4 separate regions of the Homo sapiens genome follow, and all the other regions are linked to region 1. A link is an interaction called in ENCODE POLR2A ChIA-PET data of the cell type or tissue named here. Cell type or tissue: GM12878. All regions are shown on one strand. Links, peaks and the distances in the headings refer to the core of each region. The heading gives the core; the rest is flanking DNA. Region 1 overlaps PIK3R6 (phosphoinositide-3-kinase regulatory subunit 6). Region 2 holds the start of LOC124903920 (a long non-coding RNA gene). Region 3 holds the start of PIK3R6 (phosphoinositide-3-kinase regulatory subunit 6). Region 4 overlaps PIK3R6 (phosphoinositide-3-kinase regulatory subunit 6).

Region 1 (7,678 bases), core at 2,318-7,317:
GTATAAGAAGGAGTTTCCCTGCACAAGCTCTCTTTTTGCCTGCTGCCATCCATCTAAGATGTGACTTGCTCCTCCTTGCCTTCTGCCATGATTGTGAGGCCTCCCCAGCCATGTGGAACTGTAAGTCCATTAAACATCTTTCTTTTGTAAATTTCCCAGTCTCAGGTATGTCTTTATCAGCAGTGTGAAATGGATTGAGTAAATTGGTACCAGTAGAATGGGGTGCTGCTGAAAAGATACCTGAAAATGTGGAAGCAACTTTGGAACTGGGTAACAGGCAGAGGTTGGAACAGTTTGGAGGGCTCAGAAGAAGACAGGAAAATGGGAAAGCTTGGAACTTCCTAGAGACTTTTTGAATGGTTTTGCCCAAAATGTTGATAGCGATATGGACAATAAAGTCCAGGCTAAGGTGGTCTCAGATGGAAATGAGGAACTTGTTGGGAACTGGAGCAAAGGTGACTCTTATATTTTAGCAAAACTGGTGGCATTTTTGTGGAACTTTGAACTTGAGAGATATGATTTAGGGTATCTGGCAGAAGAAACTTCTAAGCAGCAATGCATTCAAGAGGTGACTTGGGTGCTGTTAAAGGCATTCAGTTTTATAAGGGAAGCAGAGCATAAGAGTTTGGAAAATTTGCAACCTGACAATGCAATAGAAAAGAAAATCCCATTTTTTGAGGAGAAATTCAGGCTGGCTGTAGAAATTTGCATAAGCAATGAGGAGCCAAATGTTAATCCCCAAGACAATGGGGAAAATGTCTCCAGGGCATGTCAGAGGTCTTCACAGCAGCCTCTCCCATCACAGACCCTGAGACCTAGGAGGAAAAAATGGTTTCATGGGCTGGGCCCAGGGTACCCGTGCTGTGTGCAGCCTAGAGACTTGGTGTCCTGCATCCCAGCTGCTCCAGCCATGGCTGAAAGGGACCAATGTAGAGCTCGGGCCATGGCTTTAGAGGGTGCGAGCCCTAAGGCTTGGCAGCTTTCATGTGGTGTTGAGCCTGCAAGTGCACAGAAGTCAAGAATTAGGGTTTGAGAACCTCCATCTAGATTTCAGAGGATATATGGAAATGCCTGAATGCCCAGGCAGAAGTTTGCTGCAGGGGCAAGGCCCTCATAGAAAACCTCTGCTAGGGCAGTGCAGAAGGGAAATGTGGGGTCAGAGCCCCCATGCAGAGTCCCTGCTGGGGCTAGGAGCTGTGAGAAGAGGGCCACCATCCTCCAGACCCAGAATGATAGATCCACTGACAGCTTGCACGTGTGCCTAGAAAAGCTGCAGACACTCAACGCCAGCCCATAAAAGCAGCTGGGAGGGAGGCAGAACCCTGCAAAGCCATAGGGGCAGAGCTGTCCAAGACCATGGGAACCCACCTCTCACAACAGTGTGACCTGGATGTGAGACATGGAGTCAAAGGAGATCATTTTGGAGGTTTAAGATTTGACTCCCCTTCTGGACTTCAGACTTGCATGGGGCCTGTAGCCCCTTTGTTTTGGCCAACTTCTTCCATTTGGAATGGCTGTTTTCACTCAATGCCTGTACCCCTGTTGTATCTAGGAAGTAACTAACTTGCTTTTGATTTTACAGGCTCATAAGCAGAAGGGACTTGCCTTGTCTCAAATAAGACTTTGGACTTTGGACTGTGGACTTTTCAGTAAATGCTGAAATGAGTTAAGACAGGGGACTGTTGGGAAGGCATGATTGGTTTTGAAATGTGAGGACATGAGATTTGGGAGGCGCCAGCAGTGGAATGATGTGGTTTGGCTGTGTCCCTACCCAAATCTGATCTTGCATTCCCACATGTTGTGGGAGGGGCCTGGTGGGAGGTAATTGAATCATGGGGACAGGTCTTTCCCATGCTGTTCTCGTGATAGTGGGTAAGTCTCATGACATCTGATGGTGATATAAGAAGGAGTTTCCCTGCACAAGCTCTCTTTTTGCCTGCTGCCATCCATGTTAGACGTGACTTTGCTCCTCCTTTGCCTTCTTCCATGATTGTGAGGCCTCCCCAGCCATGTGGAACTGTAAGTCCATTAAACCTCTTTCTTTTGTAAATTTCCCAGTCTCAGGTATGTCTTTATCAGCAGTGTGAAAATGGATTAATACAGTGGCTATCTCTTTGATCTAGTAGTATTTAGGAATCTGGGTGCTCCAGTGTTGGGTGCATATTTATTTAGAATTGTTATGTCTTCTTGTTGAATTGATCCCTTTATCATTATAGATGACCTTGTCTTTTTTTACTGTTGATTTAAACTCTGTTTTATCTGATATAAGTATAGCTACTCCTACTTGTTTTTGGTTTGATTTGTGTGAAATATCTTTTTCCACCCCTTAGAGTGTAAATGTCTTTAACAGTTAGGCAGATTTCTTGTATGCAGCATACAGTTGGATCCTGTTTTTCTTATCCATTCCACCAGCCCATATCTTATTGATCCCCCTACTTCAACCTCCTGAGTAGCTGAGACCACAGGTGCAAGCCACTATGCCCAGCTAATTTTTTAATTTTTTGTAGAGAAGAGGTTTCACTACGTTGCCCAGGCTAGTCTCAAATTCCTGGACTCAAGTGATCCTCCTACTTTAATGCCTGGAACTCAAGCATCCCAAAGTGCTGGGATTACAGGCATGAGCCACTGTGCCCAGCTGAGCCTATATCTTTTAAGTGGAGCATTTAGTCCCTTACATTTAAGGTTAGTATTGATATGTGAGGTTTTGTTCCTGTCATAATTATTACCTAGTTGCTTTGCAGTCTTGTGTAATTGTTTTATAAGACCTACATGTTTTATACTTTCTTGTGTTTTTATGACAATGAGTATCACCCTTTTCTTTCCATGTTTAGAAATCCTTTGAGCATTTCTTGTAGGACCTGTCTAGTAGTGACAAATTTCCTTAGTGTTTGCTTGTCTGGTAAATACTTTATTTCTCTTTCATTTATTAATTTAGTTTAGCAGGATACAAAATTCTTGGCATCTTTTTTTCTTTAAGAAGACTGAAAATAGAACCCCAGTCTCTTCTGGCTTGCAAGGTTTTGGGTGAGAAGCCTGCTGTTAGTCTGATGGGATTCTCCTTTTAGGCAATTAGACAAAATATGTATATTTGAAGTTATGTTTATATGTTAATACTCCAATGAAGCTGGCTTCTAGCACTGTCATAAATGTTTTCCCCAGTTTTATATTCCTTTGGTCAATTTTGAATGGAATTCCATCACTAGAGCTGAAGCCCTGTACTCTGAGTCTTTAAATACCCTAAAATCTATAAATTCAGAGACAACACTTTCTTATAGACTTTCTTCTACATGCCTGACTATTACTTGTTGGCCTCATTCCCTGAACTCCTTTTCCTAGATCCTTAAGTAGCTACTGTCCTCAATTTCTATCCATGGCTCACTTCTTTTTTCATTTCCTGGACTATCAAACTCACAAGGATTTAGTTCCATTTGTTAAGTCCTCCCAAATCTGTGTCTTCTGCCCTGACATTCATACCTGAGTTTTTGACTCCTGCATTGAACTAAGTTAGCATGATCTGGATGTCCCACAATACCACAAACTCAAGATATTAAAAATCAAAGCCAGTACTTTCTAATAGTTAAGAGCTCTCTAGAGCCAGATTGTCTGGATTCAGATCTTGCCTCTGCCATTTACCAGTTATATGATGTTAAGCAAGTTAATATCTCTGTGACTCAGTATCATTTTATAAAAAGGGGAGGCAGTCATTCCTCAGTATCCATGGGGATTATTTCCGGGACCCCCAAGGATACAAAAATCCATGGATGCTAAAGTCTCTTACTGTTGGCCTTTTGTATGTGCAGGTTCCACATATGCAGATATGGAGGGACAGCTATAATAACATTACCTACCTCATCCAGTTATGAGGATTGATTGTGGCATGCGAAGCTCTTAGAAGAGTGCTTGGCTAAAGTAAACATTATGTATGTGTTAGCAGTCATTTTTATTTCATCTCCTTCTTATATCTCCTGTCTCGTTTAATGGTACCATCATTAACCAATCACCTCTGCCGGAAACCCAGGAGTCATCCCTGGTGCCTCCTCTTCCTCACTTTCCTTTGTCCCGATGGAACACTTCTCAAATCTCTCCCTTCTTTGTCCTCTCTATTCTGGTCCAGCTTGGTTGGCCAACTGTCCCTGTTTGCCTGGGACTAAAGGGGTTTCTTGGACTTGGGACTTTAAGTGCTAACACCAGGAAAGTCCCAGGCAAATCAAGCAAGTTGGTCACCCCAAGTCTGACCTTCATCTATCTCCTTCCAGCTGGTCTCCCCGGCAATACTCTGATCCTCCTTAAGTCCACCTTCCTGCCCATGTTATTCCGTACTTAAAACTCCTCCATCTTCTCCCATTCTCCAGGGGCAGAAAAACTCTTCAGTGTTGCATAGCTTCACTCCCCTTCTTCTCCATCTGCAGCTTTGGGCACTCCCTGGAGGCTCTTCCCACCATGTGTTGGGAAGTGTTCCTGAAGTCACATCCCTGTGCCTTTGCTCACGCTAGTTGCCTGACCTGAAACCTCATTCCTCCCTTCCACCTGCCCACCTTCTTTTTATAATTTCTACTCATCCTACAAGTTGAGACTCAGGTGTCATCTCCCTCAGGAGGCCTTTCCTAATGCTTTTCCCCCTTCCTTCCACATCCTCCACCCTCCTCCCCTCACCTAGGTGAGCTAAGTGTACCACCTCTGTGCTCCCATAGGACCCTGGGGACACAGCTATGGAAACATTTGTGACACTATAAATGGCATGATCTTTGTATGTCAATGGCCTGCAAACTCCCTAGACTCAGGATCCTCATCTTAGCTGGTGTGGTGTCTGGCCTGCAGCAGGGCCTCACCGGATGTTTGTTGAGTCATCTAATCCACCTTCCACCTCATCCTAGATCTCAAGCCGGAACTGGAAGCTGACGCTTTCTGAGGCAGCCTATCCACTGTAGGAGAGTTCTGATTGGCTGAGAGGTCTGCCTTGAGCTGAAATCTGTCTTCGTATAGGGCAACCCCATATTGAAGTTTTAGGCTCCAAAGTGGACCTATTTACCCTTCTGTTGCATTTCCTCTTTCAAAGTTCCTTAAAGTGGTTTCTGTTTTTAATGACCTCTTTAAACAACCTGGTCAGGGGCTTTTTGAAAGTCTAAACTTATCACTTCAGCAAGTTCCCTTTTATCCCTACAGGGACTTGCTAGGGGAAAATTCCAGTAGCTGTGCTTTCCTCTCAGAACCAGGCAGGTCCACATACATGTTTTGTCCACATGGACTGGATGATAACCACTGAGGGGAAGCTCATGGTGAGCTGGAGTAAGAAGGCAGAGACAGCTTGAAGAATGGCATGGGGGCAAGGGCCTGTGGCTAGCTCAGTAAGTTTAAGGGTCAGATATGACCTTAGCTGGATTGGAAGTTTGAAATAGAACAGAAGTGGGAAATAAAGCAGAAACAGAAGAACTGGGGCTTTGGGGTATGTTGTTAGGCCACCAACAGAGAACAGGAGACAATTAGCAGCACTTTGCCCATTCCTTAGTCTTACAGAGAGTGGGATCCTTTGCAAATTCTGCATCTGGCCCTTTCCACTGGCTCCCATGGCTTCATTTATAGACTAAAATCTAAGACTCTTGTGCTCCTTATGGGCCAAAGCCAAGCAGGTAGAGTGTGTCTAGGTGTGCAGACCACAAAGGGAAATGAAAGGCATCTGCCCACACCGCAGGCAGGTGGGAGGAGGCCCAGAGACTGTGTGTGATTACCTAGAAGGTGGGGCTAGGTCCATGGGCAGGGCGTGGAGGCCCAAATCCTGCCAGAGACACCTAGAGCAGCCTGATGCTAAAGAAGGAACACCAAGTTGAGAGTCAGAGAGCTGGCCCCATGGCTACCACTGTGCAGGCTTCAGTGGGTCACATTCGATCCCCAGTCACCTAACCTATGGAAACCATGCATCTCTCTCACCAGGTGCAATCAGTTCAGGTGCAATTCCATTCATTATGGCAAATAGAACGTACCTGGCTTTCGCCCACCCTCCCCCAGCTCATGCAGGACTTCAGCCCCCTGCAGTCTCTCCAGGTATTTTTGGAGGGTCACAAGTGACATTCCAGTATCAACAATCATTCCATTAGCTGTCCAGTCAGTGCCTACTAGGTTCCACTGCCTGCCCCCCTGACCACAACCTTCCCACTGTGCCTGACAGCTCCAGAGCACAGAGCACTAAAGGTGCCACAGGCTCTTTTTCTTTTTTTTTTTTGAGACAGAGTCTCATTCTGTTGCCCGGGCTGGAGTGCAGTGGTGCAATCTCAGCTCACTGCAATCTCTGCCTCCTGGGTTCAAGCGATCCTCCTGCCTCAGCCTCTCAGGTAGCTGGGACTACAGATGCCCGCCACTACGCCTGGCTAATTTTTTTGTATTTTTGGTAGAGATGGGGTTTCACCATGTTGGCCAGGCTGATCTCGAACTCCTGACCTCAGGGGATCTGCCCACCTTGGCCTCCCAAAGTGCTACGATTATAGGCATGAGCCACCGCGCCCGGCCAAGGTGCCACAGGTTCTGTTGGCACCAGGGGAGAAGCCCCCTCTCCCCTGAGTGTTACCCTCTGTCATGGAGTTGCCCCGTCTTACAGAGGTTTTGTTAAATCTGTCTTTACTCACAGCTCACCCATTCAGACGCACAGGAGTCTATGCATAGCGGGGTGATAGGTGGGGGCTTGGCCTAGGGGACAAACCAAGAAGAGAAAGAACCCACAGTAGGTTCCCCTTCCCCTCTGACACCTGGGACTTCATTGCTGAGTCCATGAGTCATGCTTGGCTCCTTCTTGGAAAATTATAATTAATAAGAGTTCTTAACAGTGTCTTGGGCTCTGTTCCAAGCACTTAATATATACTATCTCATGTAATCTTCACAACAATCCTAAAAGGTAGCACAGAGAGATTAAGAAACATGCTTAAGGTCACACAGCTAGTAAGTGGCAGAACCGGGATTAGAGCCTGGGCAGCCTGGCTTAGAGACTATGCTCTTACCCTCCTCCCAGTGGATCCTCCATGGCCTGTCCACAGACTTCTGGCTGGCCTACCCCCATCCCCTAAAAGTTCAGCTGAAATGCCTGGACACGTGTGAACTCCTAGTTCAGGCTGCTGCTCGTGCCTCTGCTAGATGACACTGAACAACTCAGTGGCTGTTCTCAGCCCTGCCTACACTCAGGAGCTTTTTAAAAAATGCCCGTACCTGGGCTCAATTCTATGCCACTTGAATCAGAATCTCCAACATTATGTTTTTGAAAATTGATTCTTATGGGCAGCCAGGGTTAAGAACACTTGAATGAGATGGTCTCTGAGGCCTCTGGCAACTCCAGGGTTCTGTGGTTGTAAATTACCCAAAGTCTGTGTGTGGGATGAACCACAACCTCTGAAAGCTCCACCTGGAACCCACAATGCTCCAAGTTCTCTGCCCAATGGGAGGCGACCTCTCTGGAGCTGCTCCCTCAGGTCAGGAGTTATAAGGATGCCTGGGGGTGCTTTCCTTCGGCTTGGTCTGAGCTTGGGGTCTTTGGCTGCTTTCTAGACCCTCTGTGTCTGCAGCAGGTAAATAATGTTGTATGTGATTTAATGCTGAGAACCGGGGTCAAGACTTTTAAAACCCCTGAAATACTCCCCAAATTCCATATACATTAACACGTCTGTCATAGAGGAGGTGCTCGGAAAATGTTGAAGAA
Region 2 (7,678 bases), core at 1,199-6,198, 93 kb before region 1:
AGGTGGCTGGTACTAGGAACAATGACCACTGTGACAAATGTGGACAAGACCCGGGACTCAGTTTTCATGTGTGGGGTCTGAAAAGTAAGAATTCTTCAGAAATTGCAGGTGCTGTCATAGACATGCAAATCAGGTCTAAGGAAGCTACAGTAGTGCAGGAGAAAACTTAGCAAGTGTGATTTACTGAGAAGCGGCTCAGCGAATCAGTACTCAAAGGAATAAATTCGCAAAAGCATCTCAATAGATGCCTCTAAAATATTTCATAAAATTCATCATCATTCCTGATATTCAAAACCCCTCAATATATGGAAACGATTACTCTAGAAGTGCTTTTAATATGGCAACAGCCCAAGGTAAAATACTAGAGGCATGTTCTTTAGAGCCAATAATCTTCCTCTTTTGGCTTATAGGTATTTGCCTATGCAAAAAGACAAAAATAAAGAATACTTTCTCTTCTGAAGAAGAGAAATTTTAATTAGTTGGAGCTCAAACAATTGGTTTTCTGTCGAGACTGAGAGAATCCCCTGAACAAAGAATTGTCAGAACTAGAAAACAGGTAGCTAAGAGCTTTTTTTATAAACCAGCATTAACCAGTGAGAAAACATAATTTTAAAAAATTTACAATAGCAATTAAAAATAAAAAATAAAAGAAATTTTAATAACCTATATAGAGAAAACAAACTTTGCTGAAGAATGAATAATTGAAGAATCGTATTGCTGGGTTGAATCAATATTGTAACGAGACCAGGTGTTAGGAAAGTAAACGTAACCACAATCAAAATACCAAGATATTTTTAAAATTTATAAAATATATGTAAACTAAAAAACATAATATATAAATATTTTACAAATAAATAAATTTATATATAAAGAAAATAAAAAAATCTATTTGAAAGATTTATTTATGCACTTAGTATATATTCATTCATGTATTTTTAAAGGAGAGTAAGAAGGAAATATTTCCATTTTTTGAAGGTACTATAGGGCTATAGTTATTAAAATAGTACACTATGGGTATAAGAATAGATAGATAATGGAAGAAGATGTAATATCTAGAAATATATTAAATATACAAAATTATATTATATGACAAAGTGGCATCCTCAAATTACTGATGAAAAAATCAGTCATTTCATAGATGATATCAGGATAATTGGTAGACCATAAAAAATATTGAGTTAGAAGACTATCTAAAAAGGCCAGGTGTGGTGGCTCATGCCTGTAATCCCAGCACTTTGGGACGCCAAGGCGGGCAGATCACCTGAGGTCAGGAGTTCGAGACCAGCCTGACCAATATGGTGAAACCCCATCTCTACTAAAAATAGAAAATTAGCTGAGTGTGGTGGCATGAGCCTGTAATCCCAGCTACTCAGGAGGCTGAGGCAGGAGAATCACTTGAACCCAGGAGGTGGAGGTTCAAGTGCCTCCGAGATCACACCATTGCACTCCAGCCTGGGCAACAAGAGCGAAACTCTGTCTCAAAAAAAAAAAAAAATTCTATCTAAAAAATAAAATTAAGAGTTCTAATGCAAACATAAAAATAACTTTTAGATACATTAAAGGTTTAGGTGTAGAAGACAAGACCACAAAAACTACAGAAGAAAAATAGGTTGTATTAGCCTGGAGTGGAGAAGAGCTGCCAAACATATTCCCCAGGGCAAAAATTATAAAGGAAAAGACTAACAGATATGAAAGCATAAAATTTAAAGCTTTTCATATGGCAAGCCCACTTTGAGTGAAAGGTAAATGACAAACTGAGAAAAATATTTGCAATAAAAATTAATATATCAGGCCAAGTGCTGTGGCTCAGACCTGTAATCCCAGCATTTTGGGAGGCCGAGGTGGGCAGATCATGAGGTCTGGAGATCGAGACCATCCTGGCCAACATGGTGAAACCCGTCTCTACTAAAAATACAAAAATTATTTGGGCGTGGTGGCATACACCTGTAGTCCCAGCTACTCGGGAGGCTGAGGCAGAGAATCGCTTGAACCTGGGAGGCAGAGGTTGCAGTGAGTCAAGATCGTGCCATTGCACTCCAGCCTGCAGACAAAGCGAGACTCCATCTAAAAAAAAAAAAAAAAAAAAAAAAAATTAATATATCAAACCCATGAAGAGGTTTTTTTTTTAGTCCATTAAGAAATAGGCAAATACACTTATGGAAATATGAATAAATATGATTCAAGTACATCAAAAAGAACCCCCCAAAATATTCACCCTCACTACTCATAAAGAAAATGCAAAACTAAAGAGCAAGACTCTTCTTCCCCCCCTATCAAATTGGCAAAAATTAAAAAGAAAGAACAAAAATGCCAGCGCTGGTGAGGAATGGGGGGCTGTGTTTGCTAAAGCATCAGAAAGCATACCCTTTCACCCAGCAATTCCATTCCTCAATTTTATCCTGATGAATCCCTATGGATGTACAAAGATGTAGCTACAAAACAAAGACGTTCATCAACGCATCCTTGCTAATAATCAACCAATGCCAAAAAACCTAAATATTGAACATGGTTGAGTATACTGCGGCAAAGTCATTTGGTGGAATGATATTCAATTATTAAAAATGATATTGTAGAAATAGTTACTGAGCTCAAAAGATGTTGAATAACTAGTTGAGCGAAAAAGCAGTCCCCCCAATACTAAGTATGTTATAATCCCATTTTTGTTTTCTCTCTTTCTAATGTATACATGCACCAGGTCCTGTTTAGTACTGGCAGCGTTTAATTCTCACCTTACACATTAAACACACACAGAACAGAAGTACCAAATCTTATTCCCCAACAACTTATGGACCCTAGAAAGCTCAAGACTGGCTTGTAAATTTCTTTGGAAGTGTTCATAACTTTCCTACCCAACCAGTTACCTGATCTGTCTGCGCCCCACCCAGTCAGCTGACCTGTCTGTGCCTCGCCCAATCAGCTGATCTACCTGCCCCCCCATCAGTCAGCTGTCTGTCATTACAAAGAGCAGAGCAAGTACAGCTAGGGATGGCCAACCCCCAAGTCTACCTATAACAAGGTCCTCACCTCATGGTAGAGACTTGGGTGGAGATTTAGGACATCAGGAAGACCCTTAGGAGGCGCTGGACTCTGAAAGGTAAAAGCTGGGTTTGCCAACCCAGCTTCCCAAGGAAAGGAACAAACCAGTTAAAGGAACAAACCCTAAAGGAACACGCCAGTTTAAGGTCAAACTCCTTCATTCCCTCCCACACTCCCTCCCACTGTCCCCCAAAACAAACAGATCAGAATGCCTTCTGAGCTTCTGGTTGGTGACTGAAGTTCCTTTGCTAGGAGGCAATGCCTTTCTTCCTTTCGAGTACGCTCAGAGAAAGAATTTAAAATGCAAATGTCTTGGCAGGGCGTTGGGTTTCCACCAAAGACCGAAATGATTCTTTTTTATTTTGAAAAGGATAAGAGAGTTGTGGGGTTGGGGGAGGGGATTACCTGTGGGGAGACCACTTCCCAGTTTCAAGTAGAACCGGCTGTCCCTCCTCAGCTCAATGCACGCTATGCCTTGAGATATTTTTGCAGGCGGCTGGGTAGAAACTCCGTTCTGGGCAGCACAGAAAGCAGATGTGCCACGGAGGTGCTGGCGGTGGTGAGGCCCTGGCCCTGGAATGATAACATGTGAAGCCTGCAGCACAAGGGCCAGGCAGGGCAGCAGCTGGAGCCGGAAGTAGAATGAGGGTCCTTTGGCCTCAGAGCAGGGGGGACTCTTGGAACCATCACTCACTGCTGATGGCCTTTTCCTCCACATCCTTCCCGGGACCATGTGAAGCTTCAGATATCCTGGTGACCAAGGAGAAGTCAGATGCCCCAAGAGGGCAGCTCAAGCCAAGTACCCATGGCAGGAACCTCTCCTCTTCCAGGGAAAGCAGAACCAAAATAGGAAACCATCAACTCTCCCTCGTTTCGGGGAATCATTTTCAAACAGTTCCAAAACCTCACACATACGTAAATATACAGTGAGCCTGTGCCCGCTCATTAATGAGGAAACCAGCACGATGATAGAGCTGGCTTAAAGGAGGATCCAAGAAACTGAGATGAGCTCCTCATGGAAGCTAGAGTAAGACTCAAAGTTAGATACCAAATAGTTAACATCACAGAGGGGAATAAAACCATAACCTTTGAGGTTATCTTTTCTATTGAACAAAAATCTCTTGCAACTTATCTCACATCCACCAGTTAACCTTCAATTTTAAAGAACCTAAGCCCTAATTAATGACAGATAGTTAAACAAAATTACCTTCTACATGACCCTTAAATGAGCTTGTTGAAAAATACTTTCGCACGATTTTTTTTTTTTTAAGATGGAATCTCGCTCTGTCACCCAGGCTGGAATGCAGTGGCACGACCTCGGCTCACTGCAACCTCTGCCTCCTGGGTTCAAGCGATTCTTCTGCCTCAGCTTCCCGAGTAGCTGGGACTACAGGCGTGCACCACCATGCCTGGCTAATTTTTGTATTTTTAGTAGAGACGGGGTTTCACCATATTGGCCAGGCTGGTCTCGAACTCCTAACCTTGTGAGCCGCCCACCTCGGCCTCCCAAAGTGCTGGGATTACAAGCATGAGCCACCGCGCCCAGCCTTTCCTATGATTTTCAACAGGCCTGCTGCCCAATTCCTGAGTCCCTCCCACCCCCAGTTAAGTGGAGAAAGAGCTAGGATGGAGGCCAGGGAACTTGAATGCTTGAAGGAGAGGCTGAATAACTTAGTGGCTTCTAGTCCTTGGGACCAGACCATTGTACTTGCAAATACTGGGTCTGCTACTTACTAACTGTGGGCCTTCAGCAAGACGTTTAGCTTGTGAGCTTCCGTTTCCTCATCTGTAAAATGGGTGTATAGCAATGCCTCCCTGTCAATGCAGTTAGTGAGGATTAATGTTGGCCTAATTGATTTCACAGTGCTGGGGGCAGTAAGGGTTGCAGTGGTGTTAGCTTAGAAGGTAGGTCCTGGTAAAGTCACAGGGAGAAATGAGAAGGGACGTGGGGAGGTGGGCCCTCCCCCCGTGAAGTCTTAGGGACCCAGTTGCCATGGAAATGAATGAAACAGTTTATCCTGCTTTGATGTGGCTGGGTGGCAGAGGAAGTGGGCCTGTTATCAAGGCTGGGGGCCTCCCCCTGCTTCCTGACTCCACCCCCGTATGATCGCCCAGTGCCTCAATTCTGGAGGTAGCAGGAAACCTCACGTCAGTGCCACTGGGTCCTGCCCACCACAGCCCTCTTGGGCTCAGCCCACATGTTTATTGAATATTTACTCTATGCCTGCATAGCTGTGCCGACCACAATACTTTCCTGCAAAGAATTTACCTGTAAACCTGGGGGATGACATGGGGCATCTTACATGCAAACCGCTCTGCAATTTTCAAAGCACACAGACCTCAAGGATTGCACCTTGCCTGTAGGGGAAGAAGGAAAAGTCATATTCTTCTCATTATAAAATGGGAAATGATTTTGAGAAGACCAAGTTCAGTATTTCTTGTTTAAGCTACAAAGTGAAGTATGAAAGAGGGAACACGAACCCTTGTATGACAGAGACCTACACTTCGTCACTTATTAGTTAATGACCTTGGACAAGTTCCTTAGACTCTCTGAGCCTCCTGGTCAAAAGCAGGATTATAATTATCGTTGATGATGATGACGAGGAGGACAGCAATGATGCCAGGGTTGCTTATGGCATATGAAGCACCGTCATAGGTTGGTCCCATCTAACCCTCAGAACACCTCCCTGGGTAGTTACTATTATTCCCATTTTTCAGATGCTGAAACTGAAGGCTCGACATTTATGTAACTTGCCCCAGGTCACATAGCTGACAAGAGCTCTACCACTTGAACCCATATCTCTTTGATACCAAAAGTCATATCCCATCCTTTTCACATTTGCATAAAGCTGTGTTTCTACCAAGAGGCACTGACAGATGGCTGCATGACCCTGGGTTGCCCAGGCTGTCTTTTTATAAACGCTCTCCCCCTTGGGGAATTTCTCCTGCCCCTTTCCCTTTGGGTTGCTTAATATGGCTTCATACCCTTTGACTTCCTATCAAATGGGGAACAAACCTGGGTTAGGTCAGTTTTGCTTATCAGCGGGTGGCAGGTGAATTCAGAATGTTCTTCAGTGGTGTTACATTTCTCTGGGGACATTACTGATCACAGACATTTGGATTTTATACTTTTTGTCTCTGGTTATGGAATGAAAGGTTAGACCTCTTGAAGGATGTCAAACATCATTGACTAGTAGGTGGGGGAGGTTTAGGGAAAAGAGTAGAGGCAGGTGTTCCAGAAACCACACGGTGTGATCAGTTAGGACTGAGCTGGCTGCCTATAGCAGAAAGCCCCAAACAACTATGCCTTAAACTCTCAGGGGCTATTTTTCTTTTACACACAGACACACAGACACACACACCACACACACACACATACACACACACAATCTGTATGAAGGCAGGCCAGCATTGGCATGGTGGCCCCATGAACATCCTGGACCAGCCTTCCCTCATCTTTCCACTCCACCATCCTTGGCAAAAGTCACCATCTTCAAGGTTGCTTCTTGGTCTAGGATGGCTGCTGGAGTGCTGGCCATCATGTCCACATTCCAGTTAACAGAAAGAAGGAGGTGAGGGGGGTTGCACCTAACACATTCTGCAAGGGAGGTTGAGAAATTGACTCATCAACTGGGTACAATGCCCAGTGTCCCACTCATAAAAAAACGAGGAATGGATATTGAGTAGATGCCTAGAAGTCTCTGCCACATATGACTTACTTGTAAGAGTAGCCCATAAGGCCTGGATTGGTCCTGTTAGGGTGACTCTCACCAGGGTGGTGAAAGGGTGTTATGAAAGGTCTCATCTCAGTTCGCCCCCACAAGCCCGGTGGCTCTGCAAAGCTGGAGACCTCATCCCACAGGCGTTTCCGTGGGGTCACTGCACCTGTTCAGAGCAGCATATGTCTTGTGGTGGCACTGGCCTTTCATTCCAAGAACTCACATCTCCTCTGCCTGCATGAAGGCCTGCCCAGTGGGTTCCTTCCCCCCAGTATTTTCCTCTTGGCTTTCTAGCCACATTCCTTCTCACCTTCCCCCTCTCTGCTCCTGGACTCCCGGTGGCCAGAGATTCCGAGCCTCCCTTGTTATGTCTTCTCCTTTGTTTATTCACCTGAAATCCGTGCTTCACCTTCCTGCCCAGGCCCTGCTGAGGCCCACAGCCATGAGTCCCCAATTCCTCCAGCCTCTCTGGAGTCCAGGACCCTGGGGATGGGGAGCAGGAAGGCGCTATACATGGGACCCCCAGTGAGGAGGGAAGTGTAAGAGAAACCCTGCTGTGGGGAGTGGTGTGCCTGGTGTTTGCTTCAGGGTATGAGGTAGGTCAAACTGTCCACCATGAGTTGATATTAATCATAGTTGCTGGAGAACCAAACCTGATCTAGTCTCATTTGGAGATTGCAATGCCGTTGGGGCCGGGCTCTGCTTCCACCCTGTTGATTCCGTGGAATCTTGGTGTTCCCCTTGTAGGAGGAAACTGAGTCAGATGTGGTTGCTCCCTGCCTCCCCCAGGCTCAAGTACCCACATCACCCTCAGCATGGACCTGTCTATCCGTGTGTCATTAATACCAGTGCTTGCTTGATGGCAGATGTAGTGATTTTCCTGTGTCCTGGATCTTCACAGTCTGCTGTTCTGTGCAGGATCC
Region 3 (7,678 bases), core at 1,462-6,461, 60 kb before region 1:
GTTGGATATGAAGCATAAATCCGCTTCTTCTATCACCCCAATTAGTCCTGATTCTGCATGCACTCTGCCAAATAACGCTGCTGGAAGTAAAGGATGGAAAATTCCCGAGGTGTGCACTGTTCCTCCCTTTCCACAGCCACAGCAGACAGTACTAGTTGATAACGGATTTCCAGGGCAATGCTGATGCTGCCAGTCCAGGGACTACCCTTAGCGAACCAGTGGCTTAGAGCATGACGCTGTCCTGCCTGCCTCTGGGCCGTGGGCAAGAGCTGGAGGGACTGCACCAGAGGCAAAGGTGCCCCGCAGTTGGGTACTGCCTGTGCCGAGGCAGTGTGTCGAGTCTCACCTCCACCAGGGATGAGAGCGTTTAAACTTAACCTATCTGTGTAACTGTAGCTGACTCACGAGGTGATTGTTTAAACGAATCAAAATGTGTTTTCCTAACAGCTCTTTTCTGGTTTATTACCTCTCACGGTTTTCTAAAAATGGGTCCTGCCAACCAGAGAGCTATCTGTGTGGGTGGCAGTCATGAATTTGGGGTAGAAAAGTGGGGAGTTGAGAATTAGAATGGAATTACAGTGCTCTGAATGGGCTTCGAAGACAATTTGGATATGTCTGTGAAAAAAATCTAGGAGGGAGGAACCGACGCTAATGAGTCAGGGTCACATGGGGAGAAGAGAGACAGGAAAAAGCACAAAAGCCCACCCCATTCCAGGCTGCCCGCTCCAATGGCATGGCATGGAGGAGGGACGTCGGGATCCTCAGAACTATCCACAGAGGATTTTTGAATAGTTTGCCAAGAGACGTGTGATGTACACTCCCTTCATCCTCCTACATAATCTTTAGTAAAATTGACTTTGCTTATTAGTATTTTATGTAAGTGGATTCCTTAGAAAACTGAAATGACAAATTCTGCCGCCTTCGATGCTGAATAATCCCAGAGCAGCTCCCACGGTGGGTGGCACTGCAGGTGAGGACACAAGCGACCCTGGGGACCTCTTTTCCTAAGCATGTAATTCTTGCCTGACTCCAATACTGTGGTCCTGCAGACCTCCGCAATGCTGGTACCTGGCCCTCCTCACCCGTGGCTCTGTCCACAGTTGCAAGAAGATTTAATTTTTGTTTAAAGCTCTCAGTGGCTTTGTAATGGATTAGAAAATGGATGAGGATGGATTGGAAACAGTGGTTCATCTGTAGAGAAGGTAAGTAACTTTGTAACCCCAAGGCGAGTTATGTAAACAGACTTCCAAACACCCTGGCTGAGATAGGAGAACCTGAAGAGAGGCCATTGCAGCTATGCCCAGAAGGGTCACCAGGAGTGGGGACCCTCACTTGGCAGAGGAGGGTGGCAGAAGGAGGAGGAGGAAGGGGAGTGACAATAGATGGTGGGCCTTCTGCTTCTGTATCTTGGGCATTGATCATTCTGGGGGGTCTTTGCCTCCATTAGCTGACCAGGTCATCTGGGAACTAGTACAGTGAAAGCAGGGAACCTTAATTTTTACAGTTCTGATGCTGACGGATCATTTGCCTTTTGGCAGGGAAAGAGGGGGCTGCTCTTTGGAGACTGGTGCAGATGAGAAACCTGGTAAGAGCACAGCCTGGAAAACCCAGATTAAACAAATCCTAAGAACATGGTCTGGAGAGGAAAGACATGGCTGGGATTGGCAAAAGGGGTAGTGCTGCCTTGCCTTGGTGATGGTAGGGACGGTGCACTGGGGTCCGTGGGGGAACTTGGTCCTTCCTATTGTCACCTCCTCCTCCCACTGTCCTTTGTTCCTGGCTGGCGGTCAGCCGTGTGCACTCAAAAATGAAAGCACCCTAGCTCCTCTTTGCAAGGGACAGCTCTGGGGCTCTCTATGGTCACCAAGCTGCCCCCTCTATGGGTACCACAGCAAATGCAGTTGCAGAAATGGCAGCTGATGATAAAGAGAGCAGTGCACCCACAAGAAGTGACCTCGGCTTGTGATTTCCGATTCAGTTAAGCCAAGGCTGATAAGGAGAGGCGCTGCCCAGGGTGGCCACACTGCCCAGCTGCTGCTGAGTCTGGAACCTGCAGGGGCTGAGTTCTTGGTCCTTTATTCTGTCCTGGGCGTATTCGTTTCCTTCGTTCAGTCACCCATTTGCTTCATAAATAAGCCAAGCATTCTCTTAACACTCTTTCACCCTGTGATGGACGGAATAATGAACAACACTCTAGCCCCTGCTCTTTCAGGACTCATTGAGGGAGGAACAAGGCAGACATGTGAGCTGAGAACGCTAATACAAAGATGCAAGATAGAATGTGACTTCAGTCACATGAAGGGGACAGAAAAGAAGCAGTTATGGGAGGAAGGCACAGCAATAGAGTAAATGATTTACATTTCTGGACTTTTTTTCCAAATAGCTTCCTCTGCAAAATGAAAGGTCAGCATAGAACCTAGTCAAGCCCCTACGGGAAAGGATCAGTGACTTCACAGCCCCAAAGCTCTCTGAGTTGAGCCAAGTGACAAACTCCAACAGGCTTAATCCAAAAAAGAATGGAATTTATTGGATCATGTACAATGAACAGTCCAAGAGTAGATTCAGCCCCAGAATTTCAGGCATAGCTGGATCCAGCACTCAAACCCTGCTGTCAGCAATCTGTCACTCTCTAGAGCCATTTACCCATTAGGCCCAACGGGATGACAGCATAGAATCTGTGAGTTTTTCAAAGCTCTAGAAATGTGTCAGAGACTCTCCCAAATAGTGTTTGACTTCAAAATGTGAAAAAAAGAAAATGACAAAGTAGCAAATGTGTCACCATGCGGTTGATCAACTTCCCCCAGCAGGTCTACTGTTCCTGCCCAGCACTGCTCTCTCCTAATTGCCAAGGACAGCAGATGCTTCTTCATTCTCTTCACCTGTGTCCTCTCCACAATCATTGGCGTCGTTGACCATTGTCTCCTCCTTGGCATTCTGTCTTCTGCCAGCATCCCTGGCACTCCACTTTCCTCCTGCCTCTTAGGCTTGTTTTTTTGTTCTTCTCTGATAAATAATGAATGACAAGGGATGAGCCAGGAGAAGGGTTGGGAAGTGATTCCCACAGCCTGGATAGTTAAGAGACTGCAGTACTTCTGGGAGGGGCTGGAGTGAGGGGATAAAGCATGAGGTTGGAGTTTAGGGAGGGACCAGATCAAGAAGGGTCTGGCAAGTCACACTGAGGAGTTTGGCCATTCTCTTTAAAGTAATAAGGAGCCATTGAAGGTTGTAGCAGGAGTGTAACATGAATAGATTTGTGTTTCACTCTTAGAAAGAGACCTTTGGCTGTGGGGTGAAGGACCTCAGGCTATTGTAGTGTTTCAGGAGAAAGACCATGGTAGTCAGGTGAAACAGTGACAGCCATAGGGATGGAAGAAAGTGGAGGATCCATGACCTATTGACAGGGCTTGGTGCAGTTTAGATGTAACAGGCGAGGAAGAGGGAGGCGTTAGGATGATACCGAGGTTGCTGATTCTGAGGCAGGAAACAGAGAAGTGGGCTTAGAGGGAGAAATGATGAGCTCGGTTTGTACCTGTTGAGATGGAGGTGCTTGAGGGACATCTGGCTGGCCATGTCCAGGGGTGGGGGATGGTTGGTGAGTCTGGAGCTTGAGAGAGAGGTCAGGGCTCCCTGCATCAGTCCCTCCCCCGTCAACACCAGAGGGAGTCTCTTGGGAGGTGTCCCCCTCCTGCCCCATAAAATTGGTCACATTCGATCAGAATAAAGGACCTCCAGTGACCGTGGGTCATGCTTCTTTAGAAAGGATCCTCACAGCAAAATGCATTCTGGGAGGAGCTTCGAGGGCCACAAGGAAGGGGAAGGAAGAGGAGGGGACAGAGCTGTGAGACATCGAGCTTTTCTTTGCAGATCTGAAGAGCACAGTCAAGACCACAGACACCCGTGGAGGCTCCCCCAAGACATCTGCTTCTCTGGGACTGGGGACCTCGCTCAGGACCGTGGGGAGTTGGCTGAAGGACTTGGGGAGCCCAGAAGCTGCCACCGAACCAAGGTAAGTGCTGGCTTGGATGGAGATCGCCAGGCAGGCAGATCTGAGCAGAACAGATAGAGGGGTGGAACGGAGGGACCTGGAAGGGGAGCCCCTGGGGGGGCTGAAACACCCCTGGCTCTTATTTATCCAGGCTCAGGGCTGCCAGGGCCGTCTTTCTGAGAAGGGTGACCTCAGACACTGCAGGGTAATTCTGCCAAGTTAAGATTGTTTCAGCCCATTTTCACAAGATGAAAAGACACGGGACCCTGTGAGAAGGACTCTCCTTTCTTCTGGAATCCTGTACATGCTGTTAATAATAGGACTAATGATTGATGCCCGGTGCTGCAGAGTACACCCATTTTCCCATTTGATTCTCACCAGCATTTAGAGGTTGACTGGATAAGTGTTTTAGTGCCATTTTATAGAACAGAAGACTGAGGCTTAGGGAGATGAAGCAACTTGCCAAAGATTGCAGAGTGGGTTAGCAAGGAGCAGGACTCAGTGTGAAACATCTGGGTCCCAGTCTGTGCCCTTTCTGGGACATCATCTGCCCATCACTTTCCTGGGGAATTTGGTGAAAGTCATGCTGGTCTGGCTGATTCTCTTCCTATACACAAATCCAGTATCTTCTATGTGTGCCAGAGTCTGACCGAGGCCTGGTCTCTGTCCTTGAAGGGCTGACTGCTTGCAAAGAGGGTCTGAACACAGCTGCGAGTGACCAACTCAGAACCTTCAGGGTCCTCAGCGAGCCAGGAGGTGTGTGGTGTGTGCAGGATGAAAGAGACTGCAGGGTGCGGGCTCAGGGAGGGTCCCGTGGAAGGTGGTGCCTGGCTGAGGCTCAAGGGAGGACCTGGTGTGCAAAGAGGAGGCAAGAGGCACCTCAGCAATGGGGAGCAAAGTGTGCAAACCCCCAGAGGCAGGAAAGCAAGTGGGAAAGTCAGGTGTTGGGGGGAGCACAGCTAGAGGGGGTGTGTGGAGCACTCGCAGGCCGGTCCTTTTTTGTTGTTGTTGAGACAGTCTCACGCTTTTGCGCAGGCTGGAGTGTAGTGGTGCGATCTCGGCTCACTGCAACCTCCGTCTCCTGGGTTCAAGCGATTCTCCTGCCTCAGCCTCCCAAGTAGCTGGGACTACAGGCACACACCACCACGCCTGGCTAATTTTTTGTATTTTTAGTAGTAATTTTTTGTGTTTTCACCGTGTTAGCCAGGATGGTCTTGATCTCCTGACCTCGTGATCCACCCACCTCGGCCTCCCATAGTGCTGGGATTACAGGCATGAGCCACAGCGCCTGGCCCGGTCCATTTATTTATTTAGCTCTATGTGGTTTTCAAATATCATCTCATTTAGTCTCATGACAAGCCTATGAGGTAGGTGTTGTTGTCAGGTCCCCTTTAAGATAGGGAAACTGAGGCACGGAGGTTTTAAGCAAGCAGCCCAAGTTGCCCTATTAACAGGATTGGAATGCCACCTGCCTGGCCACCATGCCCCGCTGCCTCACACTAGAACCTGCTGCAGGCCCTACACTGTCTCCACGAAAGCGCCTCGGCTGACACGGTGGCTGCAGATGCCAAGCTGCAGTCATCGCCATCTGGTCCCTGCTGCATTCAGGCCCCACCTGAATTCAGATCCCACCAAGCTTCCCTGCCCCTGGGAACAATGCTCCCCCACCCCCACCCCACTGGCTCTTTCATATCCAGGTGTTTCCTTCCAGCCAGAAGCAGACACAGCTGAGGAAACAGGCCTGTCCTTGTCCACGGGGGCCAGCCAGGGCAGCAGGACCCTCACCTCCCGGCTCCTTGGGAATCTGAGAAGTAGACCTCATGGGGGCAAGGGCTAAAGGTTGAGGGGGCCCCCTCAGGACCCAGAGCTCTGTCCTCTCACTCCCTTAGTCCCTCACTGCCAGCTCACTCACCACACGCTCCGATCCAAAAAAAAAAAAAACACAGCTATGACGTCTGGCAAGCCTGAGCTGCCCCTGAAACCCTGAGGGCACGAGGCAGCTCTGGTGGGAGAAGAGGGGAGGCAACAGAGGCAGGTGACCCAGGCTCTGCAGGTCCCCTCTCTCTGTGCCACAGGAGTGGCTGGAGGACAGGAGGCAGACAGAGTGTGGCCCTGGGAAGCTCCCCGTCTTTTCTGCCAGGGCTTTATTCCTGCAGCTGTGGTATAGGGAGGCCTGGAAGCTCCACATCTTTTCTGCCCAGGCTTTATTCCTGCAGGTATAGGGAGGCCTAGGTGGTGGGTTCTTCTGTCTGAACAGCTTGTCCGAGAAGCCAGCAATGGTGAGCTGGGGGGATGGGGGCACAAGGGACAGTCAGATCTGGAATCTTCATGTTCAGAATCTTCAGGTTCAGAAACTCTGAACCTGAGCCAGGCTTCCTCAGATCTTCCTCCAAGCCCTCTTACTTCAGTCTTCTCCTCTATCCAGGAGGTCACCCCCACTTTATCTCACACCAACAACAGGGAGCAGCAGCTGTGAACAGGTGGTCCCCATTTGCTTCTTTTTGCCGTGTCCATAGAAGGCTTCTATGGTTCTGTGGTCAGTCCTTGGGCTTGTTGTACCCCAAGGGAGTGATGAGCTGTGTGTGTGCACCTGGCCTGCGACTTGTTCAGTGCTGATGTTCTGTGTTTAAGGAAGAATGCTCTCTGAATCCCAATTCATTCATCCCTTCATTCTTTGTCTCTGATCTCATCCCTCTGCCAGGAACTGTGAAGGGGCTGGGTGCGGTGGCTCACGCCTGTAATCCCAGCACTTTGGGAGGCCGAGGTGGGTGGATCACGAGGTCAAGAGATCGAGACCATCCTGGCCAACACGGTGAAACCCCGTCTCTACTAAAAATACAACAAATTAGCTGGGCGTGGTGGCGGGCGCCTGTGGTCCCAGGTACTCGGGAGGCTGAGGCTGGAGAATCACCTGAACCCAGTAGGCAGAGGTTGCAGTGAGACGAGATTGCGCCACTGCACTCCAGTCTGGCGACAGAGTGAGACTCTGTCTAAAAAAAAAAAAAAAAAAAAAAAAAAAAGAGCTGTGAAGGACCTGGGTTATAAGTTAGAAGGATCTGTTAGTTATAAGTTAACTTAGAACTAACAAGTTAGCCCACCACAGCTTCATGGTCACCAGCAGAAGACATGAGACTCCAGAGTCAGAGACAAAGAACTCTATTACTCACAGCACAACTAGGAGCATGAACATTGTGATTATAGGTCCCCCTTTCCCCTAAGTCCTAGGGGCGCCGCAAGGAGCCCAATCCAAATGGACTCTGTTGCATCATAGCCCAGGAACCCTGAGCCTAGGAAACCCCAAATTTTCATGACGAGCTGCAAACAAACCTGCCCAACTTTTACCCTGAAAGGAGACATTATCTCTATTATATTGACAGCAAATTAGTCTTCTGTCCTAGAATGGACAGTATCTTCCAAGGCTGTTTGCTATACAAACGTATTTGAAAAGATGGTGCAGAAGAATGCTCACCAGGCATGCACAAACAGAAACCTATGGAGAATTGTCTCCCAACATCTTCCTAGTGTCCCCCACTCATTGCACCCCAAACGCTGTCCCTTAAAAACACTGGGCACCCTTGCAACTCAGGACTTGGCTATTCTCTTTGCTTAGAGCGTTCTTCCTGCAGATACCGCATGGCTTGCTGTCGGGCCTTTTTTAGGTTCCCACTCAAATGGCACCTCCTCAGGAGATCT
Region 4 (7,678 bases), core at 1,454-6,453, 50 kb before region 1:
ACAGTTTATCTGATAACCATGATGGCTAGCAAGTGGCTTACAGTCAGGTAGCACACACTGTGTACACCCACTGAACAAAGGGACGCTTCACATTCCGGGCAGGACAGACCAGAACGGTGAGAGGTTTCATCATGCTCCTCAGAACAGTGTGCAATTTAAAATTTAGGAGTCATTTCTTTCTAGAATTTTTCATTTAATATTTTTGGACCACAGTTGACCTTGAGCAACTGAAATTGCAGAAAGTGAAACTGCAGATAAGGGAGGATTGCTGTATAGGGCATCGGGTGCTAGGGAGAAGTACAGAGATGCACTGTGTTTGTTGAAAGACTTCTATGGGCCCTGTGTGGCAACCCTAATGCCCAGCCCATTTCAGACATTCTGCAATTAACTTTTCTCTTTGTGAACCACAACTTGAACCACAATATAGAACATGGATTGCCAACACGTCTGCTTTCTTTCTTTCTTTTTTTTTTTTTTTTTTGAGACAGAGTCTCACTCTGTCACCCAGGCTGGAGTGCAGTGGCGCGATCTTGGCTCGCTGCAACTTCTGCCTCCCAGATTCAAGCAATTCTCCTGCCTCAGCCTCCTGAGTAGCTGGGACCACCACACCCAGGTAATTTTTGTATTTTTAGTAGAGACGGGGTTTCACCATGTTGGCCAGGCTGGTCTTGAACTCCTGACCTTGTGATCCACCTGCCTTGGCCTCCCAAAATGCTGTGATTACAGGCGTGACCGTGCCCGGCCCGTGTCTGCTTTCAAGAGCCCAATAGGTAGCATAAATGATGATGTGGACAGGCTGATAGTGCTGGTGTGGTGTGCCTGGCACTGCCCCCGGCTTCAGAGTCCCCATTGTGAACTCAATAGGGACACTGAAGCCCTGGGGAGCACATGGCCCTTCTACAGGGAAGCTGCATGTCAACTCCAGCTAATTGTTGCCACACGAGATTGTGGGTCTGGTGTTGCTAGATCTTCCAGTTACTTATTTTAAGCAAAAGCTGGAAATCTTGATTTTTATATGAAATATGACTTTTAAATGTTGGCCACAGATTCAAATTTCCAAAAACTGTGGCTTCTCCTGGGGAAGGAAACTGATGGGCCAGAGCAGTGGTCCCCAACCTTTTTGACACCAGGAACCAGTTTCATGGAAGGCAATTTTTCCACGGAAGGGGTTTGGGGGTGGGTAGGGGTTTACTGGGTGGGGAAGGGGGCTGGGGCTGGGGCTGGGGATGGGGATGGATTCGGGATGAAACTGCTCCACCTCAGATCATCAGGTATTAGATTCTCTTAAGAAACGGGCAGCCTGGATCCCTTGCATGCGCAGTTCACAATAGGGTTCGAGCTTCTATGAGAATCTTATGCCCACACCGCCCCCCGCCCCAGGAGGCGGAGCTCAGGCGGTCCTGGTGGCTCACCAGCCACTCACCTGCTGCTGTGTCCCTAGTTCCTAACGGCCCACGGATCAGTGCCCATCCGCAGCCTGGGGTTTGGGGACCCTTGGGCCAGAGGATAGCTAAGAAGGAGTCTGGCTTTTCACTGCATAGCTATCTGTGCCTTTCAGATTTTTACCATACGCATGGTTTTTTATGTGAAAAGTGAATTTTAAAAATATACTAGACAGAGCAAAGTCTCTGAGAGTCTCTTACATGAGTCTGCGAAATGGTTAGTCTTCTTAAGCATTGTATTAGTCAGGCCACTCCAGAGGAACACAACAAATAGGATAGAGAGAGAGACTGGGAGGTGGGTGGGGAGTGGGTAGAGAACAAAAGGATGTATTAGCAGGGATTGGCTCCTGTGATTGTGGAGGCTGAGAAGTCTGTAATCCGTGGTCTGTAAACTAGAGGCCCAGGAAAGTCAGTGGTGTAATTCCAGTCTGAGTCCAAAGGCCTGAGAACCAGGGAAGATGACGGCGTCAGTCTCAGTCCAAGTCCGAAGGCTGGAGAACCAAGAGCGCTGATTTTGTCCAAGGGCAGGATGGATGTCCCAGCTGAAGCACAGAGAGCACATCTGCCCTTCCTCCTCCCTCTTCTCCTATTCAGGCCCTCAGCAGATCACGTGATGCCCACCCACATGGCTGAGGGCAGATCTTGACTCACTCCCTGCATTCAGATGCTCATCTTTCCTGGAAATAGCCTCATGGACACCTCCAGAAATAATGCTTCACCAGCCATCTGGGCCTCCCTTGGCCTGGTCAAGTTGACACATAAACCATCACAAGCATGCTGCGTGCATGGGGCGGTGAGACAGTTTCAGTGTGCTAATGGTGGGCCATAGGTGTGTGACGTCTGTTCCAGGGGTCTTGGGCAAGTACAGCCACCCTGCGGTCATTATGAGGTGACAGACTGGTAGACCACGCACCCCAGGGGGCAAGGACTATGTCTCATTCATTCATCTCTAACCTCTCAGGTCTTGTGCAATTTCTGCCCCATGGATTATGTTCTGAAGAGGCTCTTTGATTTACTCACCAACCTCAGCCACCCAAAACACTGCCAGGAACTCAGAAGACAGCCAGAGGGCCCTCTGAGCAAATAGAAGTTGCAAGTCCATGGATGGAAGTTTGATGCTCTTTTCATTGATCAGTTCTCAGGCTTTGTTTCTTCATTTTACATACAAGACAATTGCATGTGCTTATTCCGGCTTCCCAGCCTTCAGCAAACTGGCAGTTGGGTGGAGGAGCAGACACAGCCCAGGCAGGGCTGCAGCCAACACAGAAGGCACTTTGTTCAAATCAGAAAGAGGCACCCCTCTGAGTAGACAAATTACAGCAAGTTCCTCTTTGGATGGATGAATTGCAAAACCTCACCCTCCCTGCCTGAGTAAATTACAAAAAGGCCAGCAGAGCGGTGGGCTGGACTGCAGCCTCCACTCACCCACTAAGTGCAGAACACAGCTGGTGCTGCTGAAATGAGGAATCATACATGAGAAGTCAAACAGTAACAGCCACTCAATGTAGGATAGGGCTACCCTCGCCTACTGATAGCTCCTGCCATCGCCACCGTTTTATGGCACGGTGCATACAATGAGCTTCCATTGAGACTCATTGAGAAAACAGCCAGGCGCCTGGCTCACGCCTCTAATCCCAGCACTCTGGGAGGCCGAGGTGGGTGGATCACCTGAGGTCAGGAGTTCGAGACCAGCCTGGCTAACATGGCGAAACCCTGTCTCTACTAAAAATACAAAAATTAGCCAGGGGTGGCGGCGGGTGCCTGTAATTCCTAGCCTCAGGGAGGCTAAGGCAAGAGAATCGTTTGAACCCAGGAGGCGGAGGTTGCAGTGAGCCGAGATCGCGTCACTGCACTCCAGCCTGGGCGACAAGAGCAAAACTGTCTCAAAAAAAAAAAAAAAAAAAAAAAAAGATTAATTGAGAAAACATTCAGAGGCATGGTTTGGTGCTTGAAAGGGCAAGCTTTATTTCCTAAAAAATTCTTCTCATTCCTGAAACGAAGACACATTTGATGTTGATGCATTTTAAGAATGAGCTGCTTCTATTTCCATTTCCTGTCTACGTGCAAGCTCATCCCCTGGGGGCTCTTCCCCCACACTGGTGTGGTCAGCAGCCCCAAAGGACAGGAAATCGACCACAAAGGTCTCCTGTGGGAGGAGCAAGGAAGCAGCACCTGCACAAATATATAGAAACGCTGAATAAATGTTTGATGAGTGAATGCGTGAGTGAATGAAGGAATGAGCAAATGAATAGGGAGGCTTTCTGACAGTTACTGGTAAAGTTTCTTAGAATTTTACTTTCCCTTTTTTTTTTTTTTTTTTGAGACAGAGTTTCACTCTTGTTGCCCAGGCTGGTGTGCAGTGGCACGATTGCAGCTCACTGCAACCTCTGCCTCCCGGATTCAAGCGATTCTCCTGCCTCAGCCTCCCAAGTAGCTGGGATTACTGGCACCTGCCGCCACACCCAGCTAATTTTTTGTATTTTTAGTAGAGACGGGGTTTCACCATGTTAGCTAGGATGGTCTCGATCCCTGATCTTGTGATCCGCCTGCCTCAGCCTCCCAAAGGGGAATTTTACTTTCAATTAAAAATCAGCCCAGAAGCACTCTCCATTTGCCACAAAAATTCCTGGTATCTTACACTTCTCTTTTAGTCTTTATCTGTGAGATTTCTTTTCTTTCGAGGCTGCCCCGTGTTCATTATTAACCCAGGCCGCCCCAGACAGAAGTTTGTGTTCATTTTATTTCACAAAGACAGAGGGGGGTTCTGTGAGGTTTACAGAGGGGAAAGGAAGGCATGCGGACGTCAGGGGAAGTGGCCATGACCCCACGCCCCAGGTTGAGATCTGGGCTCTAGCCCTGGTTCTATCCTTCATGGCCACGTGGCTTTTGGCAATATTCTTCACTTTCATTCATTCATCAAATATTTATCTAAAATAGGTATTCATTGTCCACTGAGTGGCTGCTGCCCTAGATGCTGGACATGCTGCAGTGAAGGAGACACGCCCCATCCCAGTATTTGCCGAGTTCGCATTCTAATGACTAGCCAAGAAAACTAAGCCTGACAGGAAAAATTTCCATACTGATAAATGCTATGAATAAAATCAGAGTGTGCTAGAGTGTGACAGGGAGGGCTATTTTGGACAGGATGTTCAGGAAAGGCCTCTGAGGCAGTGACATTGACAACAAGACCTGAATGTCGAGGGGGAGCCAGCTGTGGGGAAAGCTGGGGGAAGGGTGCTCCAGGCAGGGGTGTGCAAAGGTTACGTTAAACCCACAGCACAACGTTCTTAAATTGACTGGCGGGCTCCCAGATGTTCATGTAATTACTATGTCCCTGAACATAATATATTAGCTCTCTTCTTTTGTGTGTGCCATCTGTTACACAGTAAAAAATAAGGTCAAATATACTTAAGATTAAGAAATCAGAAAATGTAGAAATGTATTAAAAATTACCTGTGACCCCACTGTTTATGGGTAAGTAATATCACTTTTTTTGTAGTTTAGTGTGTATCATTAAAAGGTAAGAGACTGACACACACACAAGTACAGGTGAAACTGGGGAAATCGGAATAAAATGTATCGACATCAACATCCTGGGGTTTTTTGTTTGTTTGTTTTTGAGATGGAGTTTCACTCTTTCACCCAGGCTGGAGTGCAGTGGTAAGACCTCAGCTCACTGCAAACTCCATCTCCTGGGTTCAAGCGATTCTCCTGCTTCAGCCTCCCGGGTAGCTGGGATTACAGGCACCTGCCACCATGCCTGGCTAATTTTTGTATTTTTATTAGAGACGTGGTTCCACCATTTTGGCCAGCCTGGTCTCGAACTCCTGACCTCAAGTGATCCACCTGCCTCACCATCCCAAAGTGTTGGGATTATAGGCGTGAGCCACCACGCCTGACCAATATCTTGATTTTGATACAGTAACATTGTTTGCAAGATGTTATCACTGGGGGGAAACTGGGTAAAGGGTACCCAGAAACTCTGTGCTATTTCTTGCCACTGCATGGGAATTTACAGTTATCTCAGAATTAAAAGTTTGACTAAAAAAGAGATAAAGACTCCTTTATCTGACACTGACCTATTTTCTGACCCTGTAGTTTTTATTTTCGTTTCTAGAATGTCATATAAATGGAACCATACGGCATGCAGGATTTAGCGCCTGGCTGCCTTTACTCAGCATGTCTCTGAGATTCACGCGTGTCGTTGCACGTAGTTCTCTTTTTAATGCCGAGGATTCTGCTGTGTGGGTGTATCACAGTTTGCTCATTCACGTACCCACTGAAGGCATTTGTGTTGTTTCCAGTTTGGGGCCATTCTGAATAGAGCTGCTATATATATCCATGAGCAGGTGTTTGTGTGAACATAAGTTTTTATTTCTCTGGAGGAAAAAGCTAGGGATTACGGGATCATACAGTAAGTGACGCATAACTTTATGAGAAATTGTCAAACTGTTTTCCAGAACGGCTGTGCCATTTTGCATTCTCACCAGTAACGTATGAGAATTCCAATTCCTCCTGACGGGTTGATGGGTGCAGCAAACCACCATGGCACGTGTATACCAATGTAACAAACCTGCACGTTCTGCACATGTATCCCAGAACTTAAAGTATAATTTTTAAAAAGAGAGAATTTCAGTTCCTCCGTGTGCTCTCCAGCACTTTCTATTGCTCATTTTAAAATCTTAGTCATTCTAATAGGCATATAGTGAGATCTCATGGTTTTCATCTGCCTTTCCCAAACTGCTGATAGCATTGAGCATTTTTTTAATGTGTTTATTTGCCATCCACATATCTTTTTTAGTAAAGTATTTATTTAGATCTTTTGCCCATTTGGGGAGTATTATTTGTTTTCTTACTGTTGAATTTTGAGAGTTATTTATTTATCCTAGTTTTCTTTTTTTTTTCTTTGTCAGATGTGATTTGCAAATATTTTCTCTAGGTCTATACTTTGCTTCTTCATTTTATTTTATTATTTTATTTTATTTTATTGTTGTTTTGTTTTGTTTTGTTTTGTTTTGTTTTGTTTCTGAGATGGAGTCTCGCTCTGTCACCCAGGCTAGAGTCCAGTGGCACGATCTCAGCTCACTACAACCTCTGCTGCCCGGGTTCAAGTGATTCTCCTGCCTCAGCCTCCTGAGTAACTGGGATTACAGGCATGAGCCACCACAGCCAACTAATGTTTGTATTTTTAGTAGAAATGGGGTTTCACTATATTGGCCAGGCTAGTCTTGAACTCCTGACCTCAGGTGATCCACCCACCTTGGCCTCCCAAATGTTGGGATTACAGGTGTGAGCCACTGTGCCCGGCCCGTTTTTTCATTTTGTTAAAGGTATCTGTCATAAAACCAAAGTTTTAAATTTTGATGAAGTCTAATTTGTCATGTTTTTCCTCTTATGGATCATGCTTTGGTATTGTATCTAAAAACTTCTTCCTTCACATGAGGTTACAAGGATTTTTTCCTATGCTTTCTTCTAAAAGTTTATTGTTTTGAATTTTACATTCAAATCTATGTCCACTTTTAGTTTATTTTTGTGTAAGGTCTGGAATTTACGTCAAGGTTTTGCTTCTTGTTTTGCATATCGATGATCAATTGTTCCATCACCATTTGTTGAAAAGACTCCTTTCTCCATTGACTTGCCTTTACAACTTTATCAAAAATCAATTAGCCATATCTGTGTGGGCCTGCTTCCGAACTCTTCGTTCTGTTCCATTGATTTATGTGTCTAGCCCTTCACTAATAACTTTATAGTAATTCTTAAAATAAGGAGTGCGAAGCTGAGCGTGGTGGCTCACACCTGTAATCCCAGCACTTTGGGAGACCGAGGCGGGAGGATAACGAGGTCAGGAGTTCAAGACCAGCCTGGCCAACATAGTGAAACCCTGTCTCTACTAAAAATACAAAAATTACCTGGGCATGGTGGCGTGTGCCTGTAGTCCCAGCTACCTGGGAGGCTGAAGCAGGAGAATTGCTTGAACCCAGGAGGCGGAGGTTGCAGTGAGCCAAGATCACGCATCGCACTCCAGCCTGGCGACAGAGCAAGACTCCGTTTCAAAAAAAAATAAAAATAAAGGAGTGTGAGTTCTCAGGCATTATTCATTTTCAAAACTGTTTGGCTAATCCAATTCCTCTGCCTTTCCCTATAAACTTTAGAATTGACTTATATGTATCTACAAAAAAAAATCCTGCTGGTATTTTTATTGGAATTACCTTAAATATGTAAATGATTTTGGAGAG

Evidence for each region. ChIA-PET counts read pairs that join two places held together with the same protein. Peaks named below come from ENCODE experiments on the same cell type or tissue, not always from the same donor. Only the 100,000 strongest peaks of a DNase experiment are listed, where the experiment ranks them.
Region 2: POLR2A ChIA-PET joins it to region 1 with 11 read pairs; 3 of 35 experiments call an interaction of 5 or more read pairs at or near these places.
Region 3: POLR2A ChIA-PET joins it to region 1 with 13 read pairs; 3 of 35 experiments call an interaction of 5 or more read pairs at or near these places.
Region 4: POLR2A ChIA-PET joins it to region 1 with 32 read pairs; 3 of 35 experiments call an interaction of 5 or more read pairs at or near these places.

What each region holds. Positions count from the first base shown.
Region 1 is chr17:8,804,457-8,812,134 of GRCh38, reverse strand. All of the region lies in intron 18 of PIK3R6 (phosphoinositide-3-kinase regulatory subunit 6), which reads left to right. Among named protein-coding and RNA genes, the nearest start is that of MFSD6L, 8.9 kb to the right of the region's middle. RefSeq lists a silencer at 4,698-4,898 and enhancers at 4,745-5,024, 5,035-5,134, 5,145-5,284. In GM12878, for the core only: no CTCF peak of the experiment used is centred there; DNase peaks (open chromatin) are centred at 4,934 and 5,637; H3K4me3 peaks cover 305 bases; H3K27ac peaks cover 4,165 bases.
Region 2 is chr17:8,896,664-8,904,341 of GRCh38, reverse strand. All of the region lies in intron 5 of PIK3R5 (phosphoinositide-3-kinase regulatory subunit 5), which reads left to right. It overlaps LOC124903920 (a long non-coding RNA gene), which reads right to left and starts at 7,156. Exons shown (of 3, transcript XR_007065611.1): 1 at 7,066-7,156; 2 at 6,756-6,921; 3 at 5,328-5,394. LOC124903921 (a long non-coding RNA gene) reads right to left here and starts at 3,545. Exons shown (of 3, transcript XR_007065612.1): 1 at 3,442-3,545; 2 at 3,025-3,119; 3 at 2,026-2,064. RefSeq lists an enhancer at 3,552-3,671. In GM12878, for the core only: a CTCF peak has its summit at 2,955; DNase peaks (open chromatin) are centred at 3,431 and 5,081; H3K4me3 peaks cover 1,460 bases; H3K27ac peaks cover 4,483 bases.
Region 3 is chr17:8,863,857-8,871,534 of GRCh38, reverse strand. It overlaps PIK3R6 (phosphoinositide-3-kinase regulatory subunit 6), which reads left to right and starts at 3,861. Exons shown (of 20, transcript NM_001010855.4): 1 at 3,861-4,006. LOC107985071 (a long non-coding RNA gene) reads right to left here and starts at 3,761. Exons shown (of 2, transcript XR_001752787.2): 1 at 3,530-3,761; 2 at 2,502-3,003. RefSeq lists enhancers at 3,733-3,882, 3,913-4,092, 5,916-6,265, 6,376-6,515, 6,566-6,635. In GM12878, for the core only: no CTCF peak of the experiment used is centred there; no DNase peak of the experiment used is centred there; H3K4me3 peaks cover 3,894 bases; H3K27ac peaks cover 4,224 bases.
Region 4 is chr17:8,853,985-8,861,662 of GRCh38, reverse strand. The region is part of intron 1 of PIK3R6 (phosphoinositide-3-kinase regulatory subunit 6); the gene reads left to right. Among named protein-coding and RNA genes, the nearest start is that of PIK3R6, 9.8 kb to the left of the region's middle. RefSeq lists an enhancer at 1,964-2,223. In GM12878, for the core only: a CTCF peak has its summit at 2,511; DNase peaks (open chromatin) are centred at 2,107, 3,552 and 5,662; H3K4me3 peaks cover 3,576 bases; H3K27ac peaks cover 5,000 bases.